Linked DNA regions of Homo sapiens: region 2 is linked to region 1. A link is a contact called in ENCODE Hi-C or POLR2A ChIA-PET data. All regions are on one chromosome and are shown on one strand. The core of a region is the stretch at or near the end of the contact, and the rest is flanking DNA. Distances in the headings are between cores, read along the strand shown. Region 1 holds the start of MRFAP1 (Morf4 family associated protein 1). Region 2 holds the start of ACOX3 (acyl-CoA oxidase 3, pristanoyl).

The links. Hi-C counts contacts between places; a loop is a spot of excess contacts on that map. ChIA-PET counts read pairs that join two places held with the same protein, here RNA polymerase II (POLR2A). Pooled maps may share reads with other maps.
Region 2: a map with no recorded cell type shows a loop between it and region 1 (9-fold over the local background). The contact joins the promoter of ACOX3 here to the promoter of MRFAP1 in region 1. A Hi-C loop is called at or near these places in 2 of 37 single-sample maps with no recorded cell type and 8 of 50 pooled maps. POLR2A ChIA-PET finds 5 or more read pairs at or near these places in 1 of 52 experiments (MCF 10A).

What each region holds. Positions count from the first base shown.
Region 1 is chr4:6,638,500-6,643,811 of GRCh38, reverse strand. It overlaps MRFAP1 (Morf4 family associated protein 1), which reads right to left and starts at 3,127. Exons shown (of 2, transcript NM_033296.3): 1 at 2,554-3,127; 2 at 1,083-2,082. The coding sequence starts at 2,949. The coding sequence ends at 2,566. LOC124900653 (a long non-coding RNA gene) reads left to right here and starts at 3,191. Exons shown (of 2, transcript XR_007058007.1): 1 at 3,191-3,292; 2 at 4,782-5,312. RefSeq lists a silencer at 2,090-2,159 and an enhancer at 4,133-4,927.
Region 2 is chr4:8,438,380-8,443,579 of GRCh38, reverse strand. It overlaps ACOX3 (acyl-CoA oxidase 3, pristanoyl), which reads left to right and starts at 2,857. Exons shown (of 18, transcript NM_003501.3): 1 at 2,857-2,932. TRMT44 (tRNA methyltransferase 44 homolog) reads right to left here and starts at 2,803. Exons shown (of 11, transcript NM_152544.3): 1 at 2,139-2,803. The coding sequence starts at 2,757. RefSeq lists silencers at 2,390-2,449, 2,500-2,709 and enhancers at 2,178-2,911, 2,730-2,969.

The DNA.
Region 1 (5,312 bases), core at 1,878-4,377:
GTTGTACCAATGTTACATTTCTTGTTTTGGCAAATGTACGAAATGTAGTTTTCGTGGTTGTTTCCCAGTTCATAATTCTGTCCTATACATTTCTTCTCCCTCCTCTGTGTGGAACTCACACAGAAAACCTTGAACATCTTCCATTGTTTCCTGTGCCTAGCATGCCTCTCCTGCTCTTCCTGACCTCGGAAGCTGTGCTCCTCTTTCAAGGCCAAGCTCTGAAAGAGTTACTTGCTCTGGAAAGCTTTCCTAGACCTCCCCCTCAAGTGTTCTCCTGGGACATTCTATCTTTATTAGTGCTAGGGACACATGGCTTTGTTTGATTTCTACCAACTAGGTTGCCCAGAAAGTGGACTCCAAGATGAAAACTAGATGCACGTTTTTTAGGGATTAACACTTGTGGAAGAGGAGGAATGCAAGGCTGGGACGGGGGAGGAGGTGGGCTGCGTGATGTAATCCTAACAAAAGCCTCAGCAGACCCCACAAGCTCAGAAGCCACCATGTCCCTCAAAGTTGTCCCAAATTGGGGTAAGAGAAATAGCGACCTGAGATTTCCAGCCCATTACTCACTAGATGTAGGCTACCCAGGGAAAAGGGCATGACTTTGGCTAACGCAGCTCTCCTCTGAAAAGGCACTGCCCAGAGGGCTAACCAGCTGAAGGGTGTTTGTCAGCAACACTTCTAGCAGCTGAGGCAGAAAGGCTTCAATCTGGAAGGAGGGTGGGGTATCACATCTCCTCTATGTCATCCCTCACCCTGCAACTGTAATCGCTATATTCCCAGTGCAAGGCCTAGAAAACAATGTTCCAATTGGAAAGACTGAAGGTGCTTTGGCTCTCTGAAGGCAGAGGCCTGGACCACAGGATTACATGTGGTTTCTTCCCACACTAAGAACCAAGTGTGTTTCTTCCTCACCCGGTTCCCAACAGCAGAGAGAGAAAGCTTCCCTTTGATTAGAGACTAAGAGCCTCAGAAACCGTTAAGATGTTCACCCTCCATTTGACAGTGAGAACCATCTGGGAGACAGCAGATTTCATTCTTAAAGGACTAACATTTCTCAATAACCTTTTAGGTCTTTCGTCTTTTCAAGCAAATGAATACTTTTATTAACATGGTAAGTTTTTGTTTGTTTTAACATGGTAGGGTTCTGACCTCAAATATTTGTTAGGTCTGCTACTCAAATGAACTTACAGCTGGACAACGTATGAACCTTGAAGATGCCTCTTCTAGTCCAGTTTAGGGTCCAATGCAGACAGTTCCATACTGTCATCCCCAAGCCCCTCAAGGGCCTTTGCCAATCTTTCATTTTATGCCAAGTCCTCTAAAACGCATCAGGGTATTACATCAACTTGTACAGAATATCAAGATCTTATCTTCTATTTTAGGTTCCATGTCAAATAAAGCTGAGTTAGGTTGTCCAAACAAACTCACCAGACAGGTTACATAAGATAGTGTACCACAACAAATTTAAATTTTGAACAAAACACATCTCTCCTCCTTTGGTCTCACACAGAAATTAAAGTCTCCAAATACAGACAATACTATCCATTCTCCAGCTCTTCTCCAGATTCACGAGTCCCAGCCAGGTCGGCCCATCCACACTCCCCGTTGAAGTCTGGTCCTTTCTTCAGTAGTTGCTGCATGGAGTCGTCTTCCAGAATTAATGCAGCTCCTTCAGCACCTCCAGAGCTGGAGAACTCCAACTGTGAGTCTCATGTGTCACACACAGACCCAAAGTTCCAGGGAGCTATCAGGTCACACAAGAAATAGCAAAGCACCTCAAAAATTTAGAAATAACCACCAAAGCCCGGGAACAAATGTGACTGCTGCAAGAGCTTACAATCTAGGCCCTAATTCCTGTATGTGAGAGCATTTTCAAACAAAATTACTTCCCAAACAAAAACACGTTAACAATCGAAACTCATATTGAGGTCATCAACCACAGACCATAGCAGAAAACGTAGTGTTAAGTGAGACAGAGCATAGACAGGAAAAAAGAGAAAACAAAAGGCTCTCTGGTTTCGGCTTCTCCAGGGTGTCAGCCAATCTCCACCAGTTGACCAGAATCCATTGGCTGGAAACCTAAAGCACAATGGGAAGAAATTCATCATCGAGAGGTTAATCCCAGGCACAACGACCCCCAAACCCTCACGAACGCCACTGTGCAGGACGCCACCTCTTCTGGCCACCACCTGACTCACTCCAGTCTCTAGCAACGTTGACTTGTCCAACGTCTTCCCCGAAAATCCTCTATTTCCACCCCCGCTTGCTGGACGGCCCGGGACCTTGTCCGTTTCTGTTTCCTTGGCGACTCTGAGATTTATGACCCTTCCACTGAACACGCATCACGCCCAAACCCGGCCACTCTGATTATCCCACGCCGCCACCGTCAAAAAACAAAACACGAAGACGGGGCCCAGATCGGCCCTGACCCGAGCACGCCTTTATTCTCCCGCCCCACCCCCGATTCCGGTGCATCTCGATGAAATCATCGCTCTCGAAGAGCGGCCAAGCTGGGGCCGCTCCTCGGCCTGGCGCGGGTGCCCGACTTACCGCCGACCGCGCTCACGACGACTCGCTCTTCTCTATCCGCCGGACCAGCTCCACCAGCATCTCTGCCATCTTCGCAATCTCCTTGGCCTTCTCCTCGGCCTTCTCGCACCTCTTGGCCGCCCGGCCCTCGGCCGCGTCGCCCGGGTTCTGGAGGTGGTTGAGGGCGCTCTCCTCCGAGGCCTCCACCTGCGTTTTGATCTGGATGAGCATATTGTCCATCTCCCACAGCTTGCTCCGGTTCCGCAGGTACGCCCGCCCGTGCTCGCGCGTCAGCGACGCGATGTCCTCGCGCATCTCGTTGATGACCGGGAGCAGAAACTGCTCGAAATCCTCCTCGGGCTCCAGCACCTCCACTTCCTCCGGTTCCGCCAGCTCGACGATGTCCAGGGGCCGCATCTCTTCCCACTGCCTCGGAACCGCAATAGCGATGTCTGTTGGAGAGAGAAAACCGACACTCGCTATGCTTAGCAATAGAGAGCCCGAATATTCCTGAAAACTTTTACCCTTTTTCAACTTTTCTTCTCAGAGAAGCCACGGACAAGCGACTTACGCGCAGAGTAACGGCGAACAAAATGGAGTCCCGGCCGTCAACCAGCGCTCTGCGCGTTGCGGCCCCTTTCACGACACAGCCGGGCCTCTTTACGGTCAGGGGGGCGAGCTGCGGGCGCGCGCACGTCTAGAAAGAGAGGCACCGGCGGCGGCGTCGCGGCCGCACGGACGCGCACGCAGGCACGCGCAGGTACGGGACCGCACGCTCTCGCTCGTTCCTGCTTTCCCGTTACCTCTGTGCGTCACCCCTGTTTTACCCTGTGTTTGGAGGGTGGCCTCTTCTGGGTGTTTCCCTCCGATAGGGCTTCTTGAGCACGCGAGTTTACATTTTTTAAAAAGGCCTCCCGCACTTCCCAGGCGCGGTGGCTCACGCCTGTAATCTCAGCACGTTGGGAGGCGAGGTGGGTGGATGGCTTGAGGTCAGGAATTCGAGACCAGCCTGGCCGACATGGCGAGACCCCGTCTCTACCAAAAATACAAAAATTAGCCGGGCGTCGTGTTGCACGCGTGTAACCCCAGCTGCTTGGGAGGCTGAGACAATCGTTTGAAAACGGGAGGCGGAGGTTGCAGTGAGCCCATATCGCGCCACTGCTCTCCAGCCTGTGCATCAGAGTGAGACTCCGTCGCAAAATAAATAAATAAAATATAAATGAAAATTAAAAAGGGCCTTCCACACTAGAAGAGGAGGATCCTACGTGATAATGCAGCTACCCCAGGTGGACGCTTAAAGCCCCTTCCTTTCACGCAGGGGGACCTGAGTCCCCTCAGCCGTTTTATTTACTTTTTTTTTTTTTTTTTTTGGAGACAGAGTCTGGCTCTATCGCCCAGGCTGGAGTGCAGTGGCACGATCTCGGCTCACTGCAAACTCCACCTCCGGGGTTCACACCATTCTCCTGCCTCAGCCTCGCGAGTAGCTGGGACTACAGGCGCCTGCCACCGCACCCGGCTAATTTTTTGTATTTTTAGTAGAGACGGGGTTTCACCGTGTTAGCCAGGATGGTCTCGATCTCCTGACCTCGTGATCCATCCACCTCGGCCTCCCAAAGTGCTGGGATTACAGGCGTAAGCCACCGTGCCGGGCCTTATTTACTTATTATTATTTAAAAAGTTTTTTTTTTTTATTGAGGCAGGGTCTCGGTCTGTCGCCCAGGCTGGAGTCCAGTGGTGGGATCATGGCTCACTGCAGCCTTGATCTTCTGGCCTCAAGTGATCCTTCCACTTCGGGCCTCCCAAAGTGCAGAGATTACAGGCATGAGCCGTGCGCCTGGCCCTTTCTGCCTTTTTAAAGAGTAGTTTTCCTTCTTCCTTGGATGACAGTCAGAAGGGTCTGGGTGTCTTTTCACCAAACCGGCCTCCCCACACCCCAAGGTGGAGCCTGGCTGCTCCGTCCTGAGGCCCCAGCAGACCCATGTTCAGTGTGTGGTGCAAGGCGCTGTCCAGAGCCTCTGAGCCCTTCCACTGGATCCTAGGCTCTTTGGGGTCTTAGCTCTGTGGCCTTAATGCCCTAACGCCCTGGGCAGAGCTTGGCGCATATTGGTAAATTTGCCTTAACATCCACTCAACACAGAATGAGGAGAGATACGTTAATTTCCTAGCTTGTTGTCCCATTCCCAAACATCAATAAACTTTTCAGAAATCCAGCTTACATAAATCCCATGGATTTGGCTTCCATTTTCAAGGTAAAGGGACACATCACAGTTTTGACTACAGCAGAATTAAGGATTCAGAGAAACGTAAGTATATGTTTTGTTTTGACTTTTCTCAGGTTCTTAATATTTTGGTTGCTCTTGTAAAAACCCAACTTTGGGGCTTGTGTGAAAGGAAAATAAATCTTGGGACCCCATAATCACTAAACCAAAGGGGACAGTCAAGCTGGGAACTGCATCAGGCAAACCTGCCTCCCATTCTATTCCTAAAAAAGATAGCTACTAAGATTAAAAAGCTACCTACCTCCCTCACAAGGAAATTCCTTGTGGACAAATGACAGAACTCGGAGCCACCCATCTGCTCACTGAGATAGATGCATCTCTGACTGCCTCCTTTGGAAAGGCCAATCAGAAACTCAAAAGAATGCAACTGTTTGTCTCTTATCTACCTATTAACTGAAAGCCCCTGCCCTGCTTCAAGTTGTCTGGCCTGTCTGGACCAAACCAATGTACATCTTACATATATTGATTGATGTCCCATGTCTCCCTAAAATGTATAAAACT
Region 2 (5,200 bases), core at 1,608-4,107, 1.8 Mb before region 1:
TTCCAGCAACTCCAAGATATTTTATTATTATCCTATTTTACAAATGAAGACACTGAGGCACAGAGAGGCTCTATAACCTGCCCACAGCCATACAGCTTGTAATTGGCAAGACCAAAATTCAAAGCCAGGCTGTCTATATTCCATGGAGGATACAAGTCCTCTGGTGAGCCTTCCTGGCGGGAACTGAATATAGAAAGCAATCCTGAAAACGTACTCCTTGTTGAGAGGGAAAACTGCCTCCCTGAGAGGAAGAAAGGAAAAAATTCTGTCCTACCCCTCTGTTCAGCGAAGTCTACACATGAAGGCCTCACGGGCACTGCCTCTCCAATCCTCAGTCCAGTGGATGGACAACGTAAAATGGTTAAGATTAGAACACAGTTGATAAGAGCTGGAAGAACTCCTAAACTAGACTGGACTGGCAGAGAGGCCCCCTGGAGGAGAGGACACCTAGAGTCTTACAAAGGCACAGAGGCAGACAGTATTGGGAGCCATCAGAGGGGACTATGTACCTCCCAGCAATTGCTGCCTGAGGTAGGCAGAAGAGCCTCCCAAAAGTGTCCATGCCGTAATACCCAGGACTCGTGAATATACTGTATTATATGGCAAAAGGGGCACTTGCAAACATGATTATGGTTACAGACCTCAAGAGGAAGAGTACTCTGGATTATCCAGGTGAGCCCGGCCTAACTCCATGGGCCACGAAGAGCAGAGAATTTTCTCTGGCTGGAGGCGGAGGAGAGAAGCAGCAGGAGAGGAAGGCAGAGAGATTCCAAGTATGAGAAGAATTCAACCCCATTGCTGGCTCTGAGATGTAGGAAGCTGCATGAAAGAACCAGAAAGAAGCCTCCAGCAACTGACAGCCAGCAAGGGAACAAGGACCCCAGTCCTACATAAAAAATTGGATTCTACCAACGAACTGAATGAGCCTGAGAACAGATTCCTTCCCAGAACCTCCAAATAAGAGCCCAGCCGGCAGGCTGTTTGATTTTGGCCTCGTGAGAGAGACCCACAGCGGAGAAACCAGCAGAGCCAATGGGGATTCCTAACCTACAGAACTGAGACAATCAATTTTTTGTACTGACCAATGAATTTGCAGTAATTTGTTACAGTGGCAATACGAAACACATGCTGCTGAATAAAGTTTCAGGTAAGAGTGGCTGAGGCTGAAGTGTCAAGGTCACGGGCAGTAAAAATAAATGCCAGAGATTTAACGAACGCTGAGGACTAGTAGGTTCCCATCCATCCAGTCTCTATGCTCTTTCACAGTTATTTGTCTCAGCATAAATAGCTCTCTTTATGTTGGGGAAAAGGCTTATGGCATGCCTGTATAAACTGGCCATAAAAATATGAGACAATAAGTTGTGGAAAGCCACAAGAGGCCTCTGAGGAGGAAAGCCTTCTTATTGTCATGATGTTCCCATGCTCTGGGCGAGACCTACTGTCTTACCTATAAACACTGTGTTCAAGGAGAAAGACACTCCTTTGAATCACTACAATGTGGTCAGACATGCAGGCTCCTAGTTAAGCACGCTCCCACTGGTTATTCTCCGACAAGTTAAAGATAACGCTGTTTGAGCACAAAGGAGATTCATTTAAACCGCCACTGCTATAGATGACATGTATGATGCACTGTCTCCCTTTCACCCTTTCGCCCCGAACGTCCGCTTCTTAGATCTAAGTGATTGTACTCAATAGTGTGGAGACCAGAGCTCCCAGGCTTTGGCAGCCTCCATTTTGCAATTGGCCCCCTGGCCCCCAATCTTTATGCACTCTTAACCTGTCTCGTCTCATTCCTTCGTCGCCACCGGACTTTGAGTACCCTACGGGTGGTGTTGAGGCTGGTCCCCAACACTTTTACACCTACAGCTTTACCTGCTAAACTCCTAGGTATTACGCAATATCCAGCTAGTCCTTCACTGTCTCTTTGAAGCCTTCCAGACACCACCCCAATCAATTATCCCATCTTCTGTACTAAGGACACACATTTCTATGCGCCCACTCAAAAAACTATGAAACACCTAACAACCTCCCTAGGACATCGCAGAGGAACTAGTACCCTTAGGACTTTTTCATTGACCCGAGGTTCTATGAATGCTTTTTTATCTAATCATATCCGTCCACTATCAAAACACTCTTACCTTGCACGACTATTTCCCTCCTGGGAGTTGTAAGGGGGCAATGTGGGCTAGTTTTCGGGATGACGGTTCTGAGAACCACGTCGAGCTCACGCTGCGCCTCTGGCTGCGATCCCGCCCCGGAGCTGGTGAGGAAGGCCAGCAACTCCGAATTGCCACGGGCGAGACTTTGGGAGAAATCCTCCCAAAGCGAATCCAGATCTGCGGCGGGGAAGTCGCCCTCCCTTCCTTCAGCATGGCCGGGGTGCCCGGAGTCCCTCAGGGGCACTGAGGCGGCTTCCCTCTGTGCCTCCTCTTGCTGGCACTGGCCCTGGGCCTCCTCAAGTTCGCAACATGCCGTGCCCTGCTCGGGTCCTGATAGCGACCTGGGACCCGGGCCCCCTCCGGGGGAACCCTGGCCGGGTCCCGGACCCCGCTCCTTCTGCTCCGAGCCTGCGCTAGTCCCGGGGCCGCGGGCCTCCGCGCAGGGCAGGGCGGCGCTCCAGCGGGCCTCCAGGCGGGCGCCGCAAAGCCGTTTGTTTGCCACCTGCGGCCTCTCCAGCCACACTTCGACCGCAGCCCAGAAGCCCTGTGGGAGAAGCGCGCCTGGGTAGCTGATCCCGGTACGGCCCACCTCAGCCATGGCAGCCAGCAGGTGTACAGCCCTGGCAGCGGCGCGCCGAGATGACGCAGCCCGGTGGCGCGGCGCGTTGACGTCATGGAGGCGGGGTGCTGGGACCGGAAATGAGAATGGCGCCGCTGGAGATCCTTTCCTGCTTTTGGTTTCCCTGGCAGGGGTTGAACTGTGGAGTGTGTGGGTGAGGAATTTGACCTGTGTTTTATTCCCTTTTGAGAGAATTCTGGGCGTGGTATAGTTACAGAATCAAACATCAGCCAGCCAGCGGGTGTGGAACGCATTGTCCTCAGTACTGATTACCGATAAAAGTCAGGGAGCCTAAGTTTGTGAACGTAAAAGATGAGTCCTCTTATGAAAGCTAACTTTTCTCCACTTGGGTTCTGGTTTGCTTTTAGTGCTGGCATTACAGCCAGTGCCTTCCTAAGTCTGAGTGCAGCCATGGCTGTTTCATAAGAATGATGTAACGTTGTCCCATGAGGGATGAAAGTCATCTGTCACCTACTGTAGCAGGACAAGCCACAGACAAAACTCCTCAGACACCGGATTAAAGAAGAAAGAGGTTTATTCGGCCGGGAGCATCGGCAGACTTGCGTCTTAAGAGCTGAGCTCCCCAAAAAAGAAATTCTTGGCCTGTTTAAAGGCTTACGACTTTAAGGGTCCACGTGAAAGGGTCGTGATAAATTGAGCAAGCATGGGAAACGTGACTGGGGGCTACATGAATCAGCTAACAGAACAGAAAGTTTTGCAATGCTTTTTTCATACAATGTCTGGAATTTACAGATAACACAAGTAGTTTAGGTCGGGGGTTGATGTTATTATTATTATTTTTTTTAACTCCTAGGGCCACGTGGTGGTGCCAAGGTTGTCTGGCTATTTATCTGACTTTTGTTTCTTTCTAACTTTTTGCTTTCTCTCTTTTCCTCCTGTCTTATGAACTAGGCAAGGTGGCAGGGAGGAGGGCAGCAGGAGTAGTAGTGGTCTCCTTATCCCTTCCTTTGAGAATTTTCACAAATTAGTGGGAGTTCTCGCTTTTATTTTTACTTTGAGTCTCTTTGGGAGACAGAGTGATAGTGTTTTATGTAATACACTTGCAGTGAGGGTTTTAAATTCTCTTATAGCTGGAAACTATCTTTTAAATAAAGACCTAGGATCAAACCTGTGTTAAACCAGTACAGGCACATGTGCCAACTTTGTCATGTCCTAAGCAGGTTAGTTTTTTTACTGGGTCTTAAAAGCTTTTTTCCTAGCAAGCAACACAGTATTTCTTAATAATAGGAGTTTTTAAGAGCCAAATGCTTGAACTTGGCATCTGCTTGGGGAAAGAGTTAAAGTAATCTTGAGGCATTAAATCTTTTGCTTCTCAAGGCCATTGGTCTCTCATGTTAGCCTTTTTATAAACATAACATGAAGAAACGTCTAGGCTGCTGGCAATGTTTTCAGCCAGCTGAGCAAATAGGTTGTTTGTTTGTTTTGCTAAAGGAGGAGGCTCTTGTAACTTCTGGTTTATGTGTTTAAAGAATGACTTAAAGACTCGGAATTGTTGCTGGGCTGGACGGGTCTGGGTTTCCTGACTAAGTAGTATGTGTACAATGGGGACACCTTATATAGGTGTTTCTTCTAGCATGGTTATGGGGGGTAACAATAACAAAACAATATACAGCATATTTGTATCCAGCAAGGACAAAAGAGGTCCTTACCTGGGAAAAAGATTGAATACAGTGACAGAACAATAGGAAAACAGTATTACAGGAAAACTATTAGTCTTAAGATTTTTAACTACGTTTACTTGCTTGACAAGTCCTCAAGCTTCGGCCATGCGTAGACTATTCAGCTGCCAGTGCGTGACTAGAGCCGGGCTTGTTGTTTCTTCAAGCTTCAGCCGTGTGTAGACTGGTCAGCCTCCGGAGTGACCAGAGCAGGGCTGTCGTCCTCAGCAACAGCTTGGTCTCGTCTCCGAATCAGCCGGGTAGGAAGATCTGTGTCCTGCTGGCTGGTCTACTTGTCCTGAGCTGCCAGTGTTAGCTGACTGTGATGGATCTAAGACACAACACCTGCAACTTTTAACAGCAGTGGGAGTGGAAAAGATTACAGTATAAGGCCCATCCTATATGGGTCCTAGAAAAATTAGATTTTACTTTTTAACTTAAACAGAGTCACTAGATTTAAAGGGGTGTCAGGCTTATAGGCATTTTTATGTATTTAATTATAAACACTTTGTATGGCTATTTCTAAAATCTGCATTTGCTTTCTTAAGGTTAATTCCTTTAGTTCTTGGAGGTCACCTTTAATTTGACCTGTGATTTGGGGGTGGCCGACCGAACAAAATCTTATAGGGTAAATACCTAGTTTGTTTGGTGAGGGTGCAGCTGACTTGAAGGAGGACCATAGGCAAAAGCCTGATTTTATCTTAAATGAATTTCCTGGCAATATTTTTTTCAGTAGCTGCTCG